Linked DNA regions of Homo sapiens: region 2 is linked to region 1. A link is an interaction called in ENCODE POLR2A ChIA-PET data of the cell type or tissue named here. Cell type or tissue: CD4-positive, alpha-beta T cell. All regions are shown on one strand. Each heading gives the region's core, and the rest is flanking DNA. Links, peaks and the distances in the headings are about the cores only. Region 1 has its middle 10 kb from the start of LINC01970. Region 2 overlaps CCDC57 (coiled-coil domain containing 57).

Evidence for each region. Peaks named below come from ENCODE experiments on the same cell type or tissue, not always from the same donor. Only the 100,000 strongest peaks of a DNase experiment are listed, where the experiment ranks them.
Region 2: POLR2A ChIA-PET joins it to region 1 with 5 read pairs; 2 of 35 experiments call an interaction of 5 or more read pairs at or near these places.

What each region holds. Positions count from the first base shown.
Region 1 is chr17:82,299,876-82,306,690 of GRCh38, reverse strand. No RefSeq gene overlaps it. Among named protein-coding and RNA genes, the nearest start is that of LINC01970, 10 kb to the right of the region's middle. RefSeq lists enhancers at 2,806-3,306, 4,394-4,513, 4,694-4,743, 5,474-5,533, 5,544-5,593 and 2 more. In CD4-positive, alpha-beta T cell, for the core only: no CTCF peak of the experiment used is centred there; DNase peaks (open chromatin) are centred at 3,110, 3,820 and 4,330; H3K4me3 peaks cover 1,872 bases; H3K27ac peaks cover 1,398 bases.
Region 2 is chr17:82,179,979-82,186,793 of GRCh38, reverse strand. CCDC57 (coiled-coil domain containing 57) reads left to right here. Exons shown (of 19, transcript NM_001394669.1): 8 at 2,862-3,020. Among named protein-coding and RNA genes, the nearest start is that of CCDC57, 29 kb to the left of the region's middle. RefSeq lists enhancers at 5,179-6,145, 6,146-6,815. In CD4-positive, alpha-beta T cell, for the core only: no CTCF peak of the experiment used is centred there; no DNase peak of the experiment used is centred there.

The DNA of each region.
Region 1 (6,815 bases), core at 2,003-4,502:
AGCCCAAGCTTTTAATGTGCTCCTTCAGATCTAAGTCATGAATTAGTTAACATGGACCTCTACGCTTGTGAAACAGAAAACAGACACTAGCATCAGTGTACATGAAACCTTGTTTAAATGCTCATTTACTGTCATCAGGAACTAAGCAAGAAAATGAGAACGAGGCCGGGCGCGGTGGCTCACGCCTGTCATCTCAGCACTTTGGGAGGCCGGGGTGAGTGGATCACTTGAGCCCAGGAGCTCCAGACCAGCCTGGGCAACATGGCGAAACCCAGTCTCTACAAAAAATACAAAAATTAACTGGGCGTGGTGACGAGTGCCTGTAATCCCAGCTACTCGGGAGGCTGAGGCAGGGGGATATCTTGAGCCCAGGGTTTGAAGTTGCAGTGAGCCGAGATTGTGCCACTGCACTCCAGCCTGGGTGACAGAGCAAGGCCCTGTCTCAAAAAAAAAAAGAAGAAAAAGAGAATAAAAATTCTTAATTCCTCCACACCCAAAGATAACCATACTTGACCACACAGACAGGCAGGAAGCTGCCTCTGGGGGCTCACACACGGTGTGGTAACGGAAGCCCGCATGCAGGGCAGCGCAGAGGGTCGGGGGGAGCAGTCACTCAGCAGAGTGGATCACTTGTATTTTTGCTGCTTCGTCTTGCTGCCTGCTCTCTGGCCGCCTCTTCAGGTGGCCACAGTGTCGTGACATCATTTGTTTCCCTCCAGAGGCTCTGAGGGAGAACGGGCTCCAGGCCTCTCCCAGCTCCTGGGGCTGCCGGCGGCCCTGGCGTTCCCGGCTTGTGCCTGCGCCGCTCCAGTCTCTGCCTCCATCGTCACGTGGCCTTCTCCCAGGCCTGTGGTTTCTCTCTTCACATCAGGACACCAGCCGCGTGGGATTCAGGGCCATCCAGTAACCTCAACTGGATGACATCTGCCAAGACCCTGTCTCCAAATAAGGCCCTGTTCAGAGGTTCCAGGCGGACACGGATTTCAGGGGACACCATTCAATCCAGGGCAACATCCCTCTCTCAGACAGCTGGAAACAACATCCTCAGTCTCGGAGCAACTGCACAGCCATCAACATACCCCACTAAGCTAAGCCCAGCTAAACACCCCAGCTCAGTGTCCCTCAGCTGGGCCCCAGAACTGCTCCGGGCACCTGATGCCAGAGGAGACGGCAGTCTGGACCAACTGCTGTCAAAACAGCTTGAGCAAATTGTATACAACCCCAGCCGGGTGAGGACATTGCCAGGCCCCCTCCAGGGCCTTAAGAGGGCTGAGGTCTGTGGTCAGGTGCTTCAGGGTGAACAGGCCTCAGCGAGGTCCAGCCAGACAGGCTGCCTCGCGGAGCCGGTGGTGTGTGCGCAGCATCAAAGGCCCTGAAGGTGGGGTTGTTAGTTCTGTGTTGCAGGAGGGAGGGCGCCAGCACGGATCCCATGTCAGAGATCCCATCTGCCGCAGCTTCTCCAAGGGTCGACCGGGAACTCAGGGGCAGGACTGAGACCACCCCCGAGCCCCATGGCAGGAATTTCCAGCCCCCAGCCTTCCACATGTCCCGTTTTCCCTAGAGCCAGTGCTGGGCCTCCCCAGGCACGAGGATGCCCAGTTGAGTGGCAATGGGAGCTCCGGGCCTGAGTAACATCCTCAAAACCAAATGCCAGGTTAGGAGCAAAGCTGGAGCCAGGAGTAGGTTCTTGTTCCTCAGAATAAGTGACTTTTACACTCAGTCAACTTTTTCTTTTTCTTTTTCTTTTCTTTTTTTTTTTTTTTTGAGACAGGGTCTCTTTCTGTTGCCTGGGCTGGAGCGCAGTGGCGCGATCACAGCTCACTGCAGCCTCCACCTCCTGGGCTCAAGTGATCCTCCTGCCTCAGCCAATGCTGTTGGGAAAATGGCCTCAGAAGACAGGACAGGGAATCACTGTGGCCTGGGCAGCTGGAGTGGGGCCCGGGAGCTGGCGTTGGACATGGGGAAGAGAGGAAGGGAGGAGGGAGAGGGAAGGAGATAAGGGGGCAAGGAGCGGAGGGGTGGGGAGCAGGGGGAGGGGAGGGGATGGATGGGGCCGGGCCACCTCCAGGCTCGCAGAGTCAGCAGGGAGAACATGAGTCGGCTCCCACCAGGGTGGGTCGGCCAGAACCCAGCAGCCTGGAGGCGGGGAGCCTGGGGCTCTTGGTGCTCAGAGGCCAGAGGGCCTCAGAGGGCAGCTGGAAGAAGGGCGGGAGCCTTGTAGAGGGGCCCTAGCCTCCCCGTGACAGGGCCAGGTCGCATCTGCTCCTCTCTCCTCCCTTCCTCGCCTCCCCTCCACTCCCCTCCCCTTCTCTCGCCCGACAAGCCCCTCTCCCCCAGGGCTCCTTCTCCTTCCCACCCCCAGCCCCAGGGGCCCCCTCAGCCCCTCCACTTGCTGGAGTGGTGAAGGACAGTGGGGTGGGCTGACTGATGGGCGGCCGCCGGGCCGGGAGCTGCTGTCCCGCTGAGACTCTCAAGCTGCCCTGCATCCGGTGGGCAGCCTCCGGGACCCTCGAGCCTCCCGGTCTCCAGGCTGTGGCAGGTGGCTGGCCTGCTTGGAGACACCCCTGGGCCTGGGGCTCCTCAGGTGCCCCCCGAGCACATCCGCCTCTCCCTCAGGTTCAAGCCATCAGCTTCACCCCATTGTTTAATGCATTTAATCTTCTTGGGCTCACAGGGAGCCAGGGAGACCCAGCCTCTCCTTGAATAAAACCAAGCCTGAGCCAGGAGGAGGTGGCCCCGGTCAGGACAGCGAGGTCTGAAGGGCACTCGCCTGCCCCAGGTAACAATGATGGAGAAGGAGAGGTCCCCTCCGGAGAGACCTCAACCTCCCCTGCCCCACAGAAGTGGGGAGTCGCCACCAGGGCCTGTGGCCACAGCTGGATGAGCTCTTCAGAAGCTGTGCAGGGTGGAGGAGGGGCTCAGTGCGGTGCAAAGACCCACAGGACGCGGTGCCCCCCGACACAGGGACACAGGCACCAGAGGCCAGGGCCACCGCAAATGGCCAGGGCCGTTCCCACGCTCAGCCTGCCTACCCCAGGTGCTCCACACCGTGAGACCACACAGTGGGTACCCCTCCCCTAGCTTCTGGGGCAACAGCCTGCGCCGTCCTGTGCACGAACTCTTGGTGCTTCCTGAGTTGAAGATCAAAGTCCGCCCTAGACCACGGAGGAAGATGCCAGAAACCGGGGGAGGGTGAGGACGCTGTGGGTGCTGGCCACACAGCTGCCCCTTTCCTTCCTTACCCACAGACTGGGGGCTGCTGTGGGATTTGGGAAATGGCTCCCAGAGGCTGGAGCAGAAGGCCTGGCTCCAAGGCTGGAGTGCCTGGCCATCCGTGGCCATGGAGGGAAAGCCGCGGTGTAGAGGTGCGGAGCCGGCCAGACCCACGCCCCCAGCTGCTCAGCAAGCTCAAGCTGAGACTCGGGCCGGGGCTGACCGCTGGGGGCTGAGCTCCCTGATTCTCACAGTGGTCGCGGAGGCGGCATCCTGCCTCTGTCTCTCTTCTGCCACAGAATTCACCCCCGGAGCAGGGCTCCAAACCACCGCCCACCCCTGGCCTGGGGCCTCCAGCAGGCGCCCTAGCTACCTGGGACTCCTCCATCCATGACAGGACTGCCTGTCCTAATAAGACCCCTGCCTGGGTTTCTACCCCAGCAGCCCCTGACGGCCTCTGTCATGAAGGATGGAACTTCCCAGCCCTGCTAAAGGCTCAGCACCCGAAAGACCGCCTTCAGCTTTGGGCCCAGCCGCTCCCAGCCCCATAATGCAGGCCGGGAGAGGGTCACCCAGACGGAGGACGCCCCGCCTGCCTCAGGCCTCCTGGGTCCGTACGCTGGTGGTGACTTGGAAGAGGGCTTCTCTGGGGAGGGGCCCCAAGCCCCATGGAAGTGGTTTTGCTCAGGTCGGGGGCTGCATCCCCTCACCCTCCCCAGTCTCCCTCCCAGGAGCAGCAGCTGGCAGCCAGGTCCCGGGGCGGCACCAGGAGATGGTCACTGCCGATCCTGCCTGGCTGAGACCCCGGGCTCTGGGACCAGGCTGCCCCGCTCCCTGCATCCGCCCTCACCCCGAGCTTCAGAAACCTCAGTACAAGGGGGTGATCTGCAAAGGGACCTGGGCTTTTCCAACTCCCTCTCCTTGTGGCGGGTCCTAATTTCACGTTTTCTGGTCTTCAAAGTCCCAGCCTGGGAAGCCGAAGAGACCCACTTCTCTTTAAGGCCTTGGGCCTGGCCACTCGGCCGCCGGCCTCCCCAAGCACACCTCACACTCGGAGAAAGGGCCGAGCAGCCTGTGTGGGCGGGTAAACCGCGTTCCCACCAGCGCAGACACCACTTCCTACCTGCAGCGGAGGCCCAGTGCCAGCTGCTGCTTAGCTTCCCAGCGAGCCAGCCCCACCCAACCCCTCCTTGAAGACAAGAGGGGTCCAGGAAGAGCAGTGAGGGGGGGCCCAGAAACTGGGGTCCCTGTGGGGGAGACAGAGGACTGCAAAGGGAGTACAGGGCGTGTGGGGTAGCCCCCTTCTCACCCAGATGTGAGAGGATACAGGCCCTCCCTGGCACTCCCAGGAGAGACCGCCTTGACCCTCAGAGTCCTCTACCGTTCCTCCCACACCCTCAGCGGGGCAGGACCGAAACCTCAGATCCCCCAGGCGCCTGCCTTTCCCACACCTGGGGGTGGTGGCTGGGGACCGGGCTAGTCTGCACAGGCCCCCTGCTGCTCTCCCAGCTCCGTGGGCCCCAACCTCCCTGCTGAGGGCTGTCACTTGCCGGGCTAGGGGACCATGGGCCAGAGAGCAGGGGTCCACCCCAGAAGCCCCTGCACTCCTGCCATCTCCGGGACCAGCTCTGGGGCCCCAGCAAGGACATGCACCCCCTGGTCCTGGTCACCAAACTCCATGCGGGGGGCCTTGAGACAGCACAGTGGGGGGCCTTAAGACGGACGAAGTGGCCAGTCACATTGTCCCCATAGCTGCCAGGAAGGACATTGTGTGCACCCCAGGGCTGGCTTTCAAGCACGCTGGGACCCCTGCCTGGGCCCTCTCTCCACACCAACCCAGGGCTCCAAGGCCCCTGCCCCTTTCCCACCATCATGAGCCACCCCTGCCCCTGCCCTCAACACCCTGATGAGAAAGCCCGCGTCACCTTCTCCCTCCTCCCAGGGAGAGCCCTCAGCTCAGCCTGCGCTGCTGTGCCCTCCGGCCCTGCTCCCTGGTGTCTGGGCTGAACCCGACTGCCCACCCAGCCATCCAGGGCACTGTGGCCTGGGGTCCCCAGGGATGCACTTCAGTGGTCCCCCTCCTGCCCAGCTCACCCCTCCTGGCCCTTTCCCCACCTCGGCCCATCAGCCTGGCACCTCAGTGCCACCCGGACCTCCCCCATCAGCCTGGCACCTCAGTGCCACCCGGACCTCCTTTCTGGGTACATCTGGGTTTGTGGGGCCTGAGGCTTCTCCACGTCCGGGGGCAAGAGAGAGTCCCAGGGGGCAGCTTTCTTCACACACGCCCTGCACACCTCCCCCGAGGCCCATCTGGAACCCCTCCTCTCTGCTGAAATCTTCTGGGCCAGCCCCGGCCTGCCCTGACCCGGGTTGGGCCTGCCTCTGAGGCCTCTACTGCCCGCAGGCGGCTCCAGCATGTGGCCTCCCAGCTCGGTGGGCCATGGCATCCTGCAGGAGAAATGCCAGCTGCGCCGGGCTGGCCCCAGCCGAGAAGGACTGCCTGCCCTCTGGTGGCGGGACGGGGCGTGGGTGGGAGACCGCCTGCCAGCGCTTCCTGGCCTGGAAGGGAGTTGGGCTAACAGGTGGGGAAACTGAGGCCCAGAGGTAGCAGAGACTTTTGACAAGAGATGGAGCCCCCCTCCCCGCCAGGGCACCTCAAGGTGAATTCCCAGTCGGCTGGGCAGTCATGGACCAATGGGAAGGTCCCCCCAGGGCTGTCGCCCTCTCACAGAGAAATGTACATCCCACACGTTCTGCATGCTTTGGGGAGAGTCCAGGGTTAGGAAGCCCAGAGTATGGGATTTGTTTTTTTTTTGAGATGGAGTCTCGCTCTGTCGCCAGGCTGGACTGCAATGGCATGATCTCAGCTCACTGAAACCTCTGACTCCCTGGTTCAAGCGAGTCTCCTGCCTCAGCCTTCCGAGTAGCTGGGATTACAGGCACGCGCCACCACACCCAGCTACATTTTGTATTTTTAGTAGAGACAGGGTTTCACCACGTCGGCCAGGATGGTCTTGATCTGACCTCGTGGTCCGCCTGCCTCGGCCTCCCAAAGTGGGATTACAGGTGTGAGCCACCGTACCCGGCCCAGAGTATGGGACTTTAAGAGCCAGCCTGAGAGCTGGGGTTTGTTGGGAGCAGCAGGGCTCACACCCCAAAGTCAGCGGTGTGTGGAACTTCAGGGGACAGTGGGCAAGCAGCCCATCTTCTCAGCACACAGAGAGGTCCCGAAGCCAGTAAGGAAGAGAAGAATGCACGGTCCGGTCTCAAACAAGATAACAGCTTAGATACATGTGAAAATGCCCAACTGCACTCACTGTTACAGAAATGCAAAGTGCAATTTGCACCCATGAAATTGTAAGCTTCAAAAATCCGTAGTCCAGTATTGGCGACAGCTTGGGAACACAGACGGTCTCCTGCACCAGGTTTTGTTCACAGAATAGAAGAGGAATGCACACAACACAAGAAGAGAATAGCAACCTGGCCAGCGCAGGACTCAGCCTGTAACCCCAGCACTGTGGGAGGCCGAGGTTCAAGACCAGCCTGGCCAACATGGCGAAACCCCGTCTCTACTAAAAATACAAAAATTCACTGGGCGTGGT
Region 2 (6,815 bases), core at 650-3,149, 120 kb after region 1:
ATTTTTGTATTTTTTGTAGAAACGAGGTTTCTCCATGTTGCCTAAACTGGTTTCCAACTCCTGGACCCAAGTGATCCTCCCACACTGACCTCCCAAAGTGCTGGGATTATAGGCATGAGCCACCACCGATAGAGAATTCTCTGACAAATTGTATTTCTGTTTAAGGGGGAAATGGCTCTTAGAACTACACAGTACCAGGAAGTTAAGGGCTTATTCAGGATAGTTTCTCTAGATTCAGCATGCTGTGTTGTTGTTTGATCAGTCAGATTCAAGCAGAGTGGTTGAAGACGCCATGCATGGGAGGCACCTAAAGCCTCTGCGGTCGGTGTGCGGGGCGACCTCTGTGGTCGGTATACGGGGTGAGAGGGGCCGCAGGTGCTTCCATTTTCCATGTAGTGCGGCCGAGGTGACTGGGCGTCACCACTCCTGTGCGCCTAACCTTGGCCCCCCGTTGCAGTCTTAAGCTAAATGTTGTTCTTGAATGTCTTTTCGTTTTCTGTCCGTAAATACTCTTTGCTCATTGAGAATTATTACTACACATATGCAGTATTATTTTGGTAGTAAGAAACAGACTTCTACATTCTAAAGCTTGTATCTTTCCTCTTTTACTTCTGGGGAGTTCAGCTATCATTCGGATCCCATGATCCCAAGTATGAGCTGGCATTAAATGATGACCTCGGCTAGGCACAGTGGCTCACACCTCTAATCCCAGCACTTTGGGAGGCTGAGGCAGGAGGATCACTTGAGCCTGGGCAACGAAACAAGACCCTATGTCTACCCAAAGAAAAGTTAGACAGGTACGGTGGTGCTCACCTATAGTCCTAGCTACTCAGGAGGCAGAGCAAGACTCTGTCTCTAAAAAAATAATTTTTTAACTAAAAAAATAGAAATAAGTGACAGCCATATTTATTTCAGTTCCTTTTTTTCTTTCTTAAAATGAAGTAGAGATGGGGTCTCCCCATGTTGCCCAGGATGGTCTCAAACTCCTGGACTTAAGTGATCCTCCCATCTCAGCCTCCCAAAGTGCTGGGATTATAGGCATGAGCCACCGTGCCTGGCCAGCTTTGTAGTTCTTAATAGGTTTTTCAGCAGTTTTGTGCTGGTTTGGAGTTTGGAACTACAGAGAAAACCTGTAGGATTAACAGGAAAGCATTTTTTTCTTCCTTTTTTTTTTTGTGACAAGGTCTCACTCTGTCACCCAGGCTGGAGTGCAGTGGCGTGATCTCGGTTCACTGCAGCCTACACCTCCTGGGCTCAGGTGATCCACCCCCCTCAGCCTCCCAGGTAGCTGGGACTACAGGTGCGTGCCACCACACCCGGCTAATTTTTGTATTTTGAGTAGAGACAGGGTTTAGTCATGTTGCCCAGGCTGGTTTCGAGCTCTGGGACCTCAAGCAGTCTGCCTGCCTCGGCCTCCCAAAGTGCTGGCATTACAGGCATGAGCCACCATGCCCAGCCTTCTTTTTTATTTTAACCATCCCATTACGCAGAAGAAAGAGAAGACTGGAAAGCAGCAGTGCGATCATGGCTCACTGGAGCCTCGACCTCCTGGGCTCAGGTGATCCTTCCACCTTGGCTTCTCACAAAAAGCATTTACGCTCTTGTGGTGAGCAGTGCACTCCCGCTCGTGGCCGTGGTGTCCTCTGTCCCTGCAGTGAGGGCTCAGCAGCCGTGCCCATTGATCTACACCTGAGACTGTGCATCAGGGGAGACTGTCCAGGAGGCCCCAGGCAGAGTCACATCACCATCCTGATGCTGGGAGTGGGGCTGGCCCTCATAATTAGGTGGCTCATGGTCCAGGGATAAAGCTGCTTCCCAGAGCACCAGAGGCCGTTGGTGAGTCTGTTTCTTCAGTACCCACGCAAAGCGTGGAAGGAGTCCAAACACACATTCTGTGTCAGCCCACATTGCCAGAGATGGCTGGAAACGTTGATGCCTTTGATGGTGTCTCTTTTCAGCTGTCCTAAAATATGTGTCCAAAACTGTTGGCAGGGTGGCTTTTTTTCCATTCTATATAATACCAGGCTTGAGTGCACCACTCATGCTAGGTTTAACCCCTCGTGACAAGGGGTGGCCTCTGTGGGGGCAGCCAGCTCACCCTCTGCTTCTCACTGTCAGTTGGAAGTTCATCAGCACAGGAGCATCTGAAGGTCTGTCGTGTGTGATGCTACAGTTGCTCTTGTGGGCCGTCTTCCCATCTCTTAGGGAAACAGGGCTACGCCCATGCAAGTGGGCAGGTATCATCTTGCCTAGGTTAGTACTGTGGCTACCTGAGTTAACAGCTCTAGATATTGTCCCGAACATTTTCTTGGGAAATTTATTCCATTTTGGGTAATTCTCCCAGAGGCATCCTGCTGTTAAGGTTATTTAGTGGGTTCTGTAGAACCTTATTTTACCATGCAACTTGAAAATGTGCTGAATGTCTCTGCACGTGGGGTGCTGTGCTAGGCATGGCGAGGACATGAGGGTGACTTGGTCAGAGGTGTTGCTACCTCATGACTGTGGGCTCTGTGGGCATGGGAGGCATGTCATGCCTCACCTTCCGCCCACCAAGAACCTGGCACATGGCCTGGTGTGCTGCAGGAGCTTAGCTGGAATCTGGGTTGGTGGGATGCATGCATGCATGGAGGTAGTTGGGTGGACGGATGCTTAATTCTTCCTGTGCGGAACCATCTTCATCATCTAGGCCAGGAAGTTTCAGCTCGAGAGCTGTGTGTGTGTGTGTGTGTGTGTGTGTGTGTGTGTGTGTGTGTGTGTGTGTGCGCGCGCGCGCGCGCATGTGTATTTGCTGGGGGGTGCTGTGTAAGAGACAACTTTAGTGAGTGAGAACCACATCTACATAGTTTCCCTTCTATGTTTAGACTTCGTGAAGATGCATCAACTGTAAAATCTGCCTGGGATGCTCAAATTGCTCAACTATCTAAGGAGATGGTCTCCAGAGACCTTCAGATTCAGACGCTGCAGGAAGAAGAGGTGAAGCTCAAGGCACAGGTGGCCCGATCCCAGCAGGACATTGAAAGGTAACTGTCCCCAGGCAGATGTTTCCATTGAGGGTCTCCTATGGGCAGGTGCTGTTGTAGGTACTAAGGATTCAAAACTGAACAGATTGAGTCCCTGGCCTCACATTTTCTTGGGGGAGAAAGACAGTGAACAAGACAGATAGAATGTCTGGTCACGCAGGGGTGGTGTGGGAAGACATGCAGAAGGGGCCGCCTGCTGGAGGGAGCATGGCCAGAGGATGGTGTTTCTCAGTCTGTAATAAGAGCCATAAAGGTGCTCCTGCTTGATTCTGCACTAAGAATCTCCTCTTGCCAAGCGTGGTGGCTCACACCTATAATCCCAGCACTTAGGGAGGCAGAAGCAGGAGGATTGCTGGAACCCAGGAGTTGGAGACCAGCCTGGTTAACATAGTGAGACCCCATCTCTGCAAAAAGGAAAACAAAAACAAAGAATCTCCTCGTCTGTCTTGTCTGATTGTTCATGTCCTCATGTGTTTCTTATCCGTTGGGGCGAACACTTCCTTGAACAAAGATAGCATTCTATTTCCCATACACATTCAAGTCAACTTTATTACAGAATACATATGCTAAACTCATCCATTTTAACTCTACACTTGATGAATTTTGATGAATGTGTATGCTGTATGATATCATTTGGCTCTATGTCCCCCCCCAAATCTAATCTCAAATTGTAATCCCCATGTGTCAAGGGAGGACCCTGATGGGAGGTGATTGGCTCATGGGGGCGGTTTCCCCGATGCTGTGCTTATGATAGTAAGTGAGTTCTGATGGTTTAAAAGTGTTTGGTGGGCCGGGTGTGATGGCTCACGCCTGTCATCCCAGCACTTTGGGAGGCCAAGGCTGTCAGATCACTTGAGGTCAGGAGTTCGAGACCAGCCTGGCCAACATGGTAAAACCCCGTCTCTACTAAAAATACAAAAATTAGCCAGGCATGGTGGCTCACGCCTGTAGTCCCAGATACTCCAGAGGCTGAGGTGGGAGAATCACTTGAACCCAGGAGGCGGAGGTTTTGGTGAGCCCAGATCGTGCCACTGCATTCCAGCCTGGGCAGCAGAGTGAGATTCTGTCTCAAAAAAATGAATAAACAAATAAAAAATAAAATATAAATAAATGTTTGGTGGGCCGGGCGCGGTGGCTCACATCTATAATCCCAGCACTTTGGGAGGCCAAGGCTGGCAGATCACCTGAGGTCAGGAGTTTGAGACCAGCCTGGACAACATGGTAAAACCCCATCTCTACTAAAAATACAAAAATTATCCCGGTGTGGTGTCACACGCCTGTAATCCCAGCTACTCGGGGGGCTGAGGCAGGAGAATCACTTGAACCCAGGAGGCGGAGGCTGCAGTGAGCCGAGATGGTGCTACTGCACTTCAGCCTGGGCAACAGAGCGAGACTGGGTCTCAAAAAAAAAAAAAGGAAAAGTACCAATGCTGAAAGAAACATGTTGTAATAACGTTCTTAGCTCTTCCTTCCAGCATTCTTTTTTTTTTTTGTTAAATACTTCCATTGACTGAAATAAAACATCATGTATCTTCAAGAAAGCACATTTAGATTTACCTATTACTTGTGTATGTAGAAAACCCTCATAATATGAACTAATGCAGAAGAAAAAAAACATGCTGTGATAATGTTCTCAACTTTTTTTCTTTTTTTTTTGAGATGGAGTCTCACTCTGTCACCCAGGCTGGAGTGCAGTGGCGCAATCTCAGCTCACTACAACCTCCACCTCCTGGGTACAAGCAGTTCTCCTGTGTCAGCCTCTAGAGTAGCTGGGATTACAGGCATGCGCCACCACGCCTGGCTAATTTTTGTATTTTTAGTAGAGACAGGGTTTCACCATGTTGGCCAGGCTGGTCTTGAACTCCTGACTTCAGGTGATCCACCTGCCTTGGCCTCCCAAAGTGCTGGGATGACAGGCGTGAGCCACCCCGCCTGGCTTATGTTCTCAACTCTTGATTCCAATGTTCCTTCTTCGTTAAACTCTTCCATTCACTGAAAGAAAACAGCACATATTACAATATTTAGACTTTTTTATACATTTAATTTCTCTCCTCATTATGTGCACGGTTGCCTTTAAATCTCTGAACTTATTTGTAATAGCTGCTTAAATGTATTTATCTGCTAATTCCATCATATCTTTATTTCTGAGTCTGTTTCTATGGGCTGATTTTTCTACTGGAGAGAGCTACATTTTTTTCTACTTCCTTGCCCATCTGGTAAGTTTTCACTGGATGTCAGACATGGTGAATATGATGTTGGCGAGCATCTGGTTTTGGCTGTGCTGTTTTTTGTTTGGCTGCAGTTAAGTATTTACATGGCAGCTTGACCCATTTGAGACTTGTTTAAAATCAGTGCGAGGGCAGGTGGGGCAGGTCTAGAGAAGCCTTTTCACCAGGGCTGACTCAGCACTATGACTCCCAGACCCCACTGCGTGCCCTGGAGCGAGAGCTCCAAGGATGCTCCGCCGGCCGCCCTGACGAGCTCTGGGAATCAGCGCACGTGGAGCCCCGTGCTGGCTGCTTCGTTCCCACGAGTTGCTCTTGGCCCAGCCGGTGTTGGCTTCTCCTGTGTATTTGCATGTGGCTGTCAGCCACAGCTTCTAGGGGATCCCTGCACAGATCCCAGGTTCCCCTCCTCTCTGCCCCTCTGCCTCATAAAGCCCATTTCAGCCACTTCAGCTTCTCCAAACTCCAACCTTCATCTCCTCGTCACAGCAAGACCACCGTGCTCTGCGTGGTTTGCCGTCCCTGCGGGGATCCGGAATGGCCTGTGGAGAGAAGCCGGGCGGCGAGTGGGCCCATCTCGCGAGGACCTTCTCTGAGGGGCCTCAGCCCCGCACCGCTCGTGTGTTCATCGTTCGCTCTGTGAAAGCCGTGCCCCATTTACTGCCCAGTGTCCCAGTTGTTTAAAGTGGGAAGATAGGCATGGTGACAGCTGCTGTGTTGTGTTAAAGATTTATTTATTTTTGCAGTTACAGGGATTTAAAAATGTATCTGTGGGGCTGGGCCCAGTGGCTCACGCCTGTAATCCCAGCACTTTGGGAGGCCGAGGCGGGCGGATCACGAGGTCAGGAGATCGAGACGATCCTGGCTAACACGGTGAAACCCCGTCTCTACTAAAAATACAAAAAATTAGCTAGGCGTGGTGGTATGCACCTGTAGTCCCAGCTACTCAAGAGGCTGAGGCAGGAGGACCACTTGAGCCCAGGAGGTGGAGGCTGTACTAAGCCAACATCACGCCACTGCACTCCAGCCTGGGTGACAGAGCAAGACTCTGTATCCAAAAAAAACCTAAAAATAATTAAACAAAACAAGAACACATTGTGTATAAATTACCACAAACTTAGCAGCTTAGCTGCTTTAAACACCCATTTATTATCTCAGGTTCTGGGGCCAGGGCCTGGGCAGGGCTCAGCCATTCCCGGCTCAGGGTCTCTCCAGGCTGGAATCAATGATGGCCAGGCCTGCCTCTCCTTGGAGGCCCAGGGTCCCTTCCAGACTCACCCAGCTGTTGGCAGAATTCAGTCCCTCCAGCTGTGGGGCCAAGGCCTCCATTCCCTCACTGTCTGACAGCCAGGGTCACTCTGCACCCTAGCGGCGTCCTCAGTCCTGGCCACGCAGCCCCTCCAGGGACCCTCTCACAACACGGTGGCTCAATTGCTATCATTCGAACTCCCTGAAGTTTACCGGTGCAATGAGGCCAGCAGGAGAGTCTCCCTCCAGTCTCACGCAGAGCCATGCCACCATCTCTGTGTCGCTGCCTGGGACAGGAGGGACCTCTCCCCCGTCACAGGAT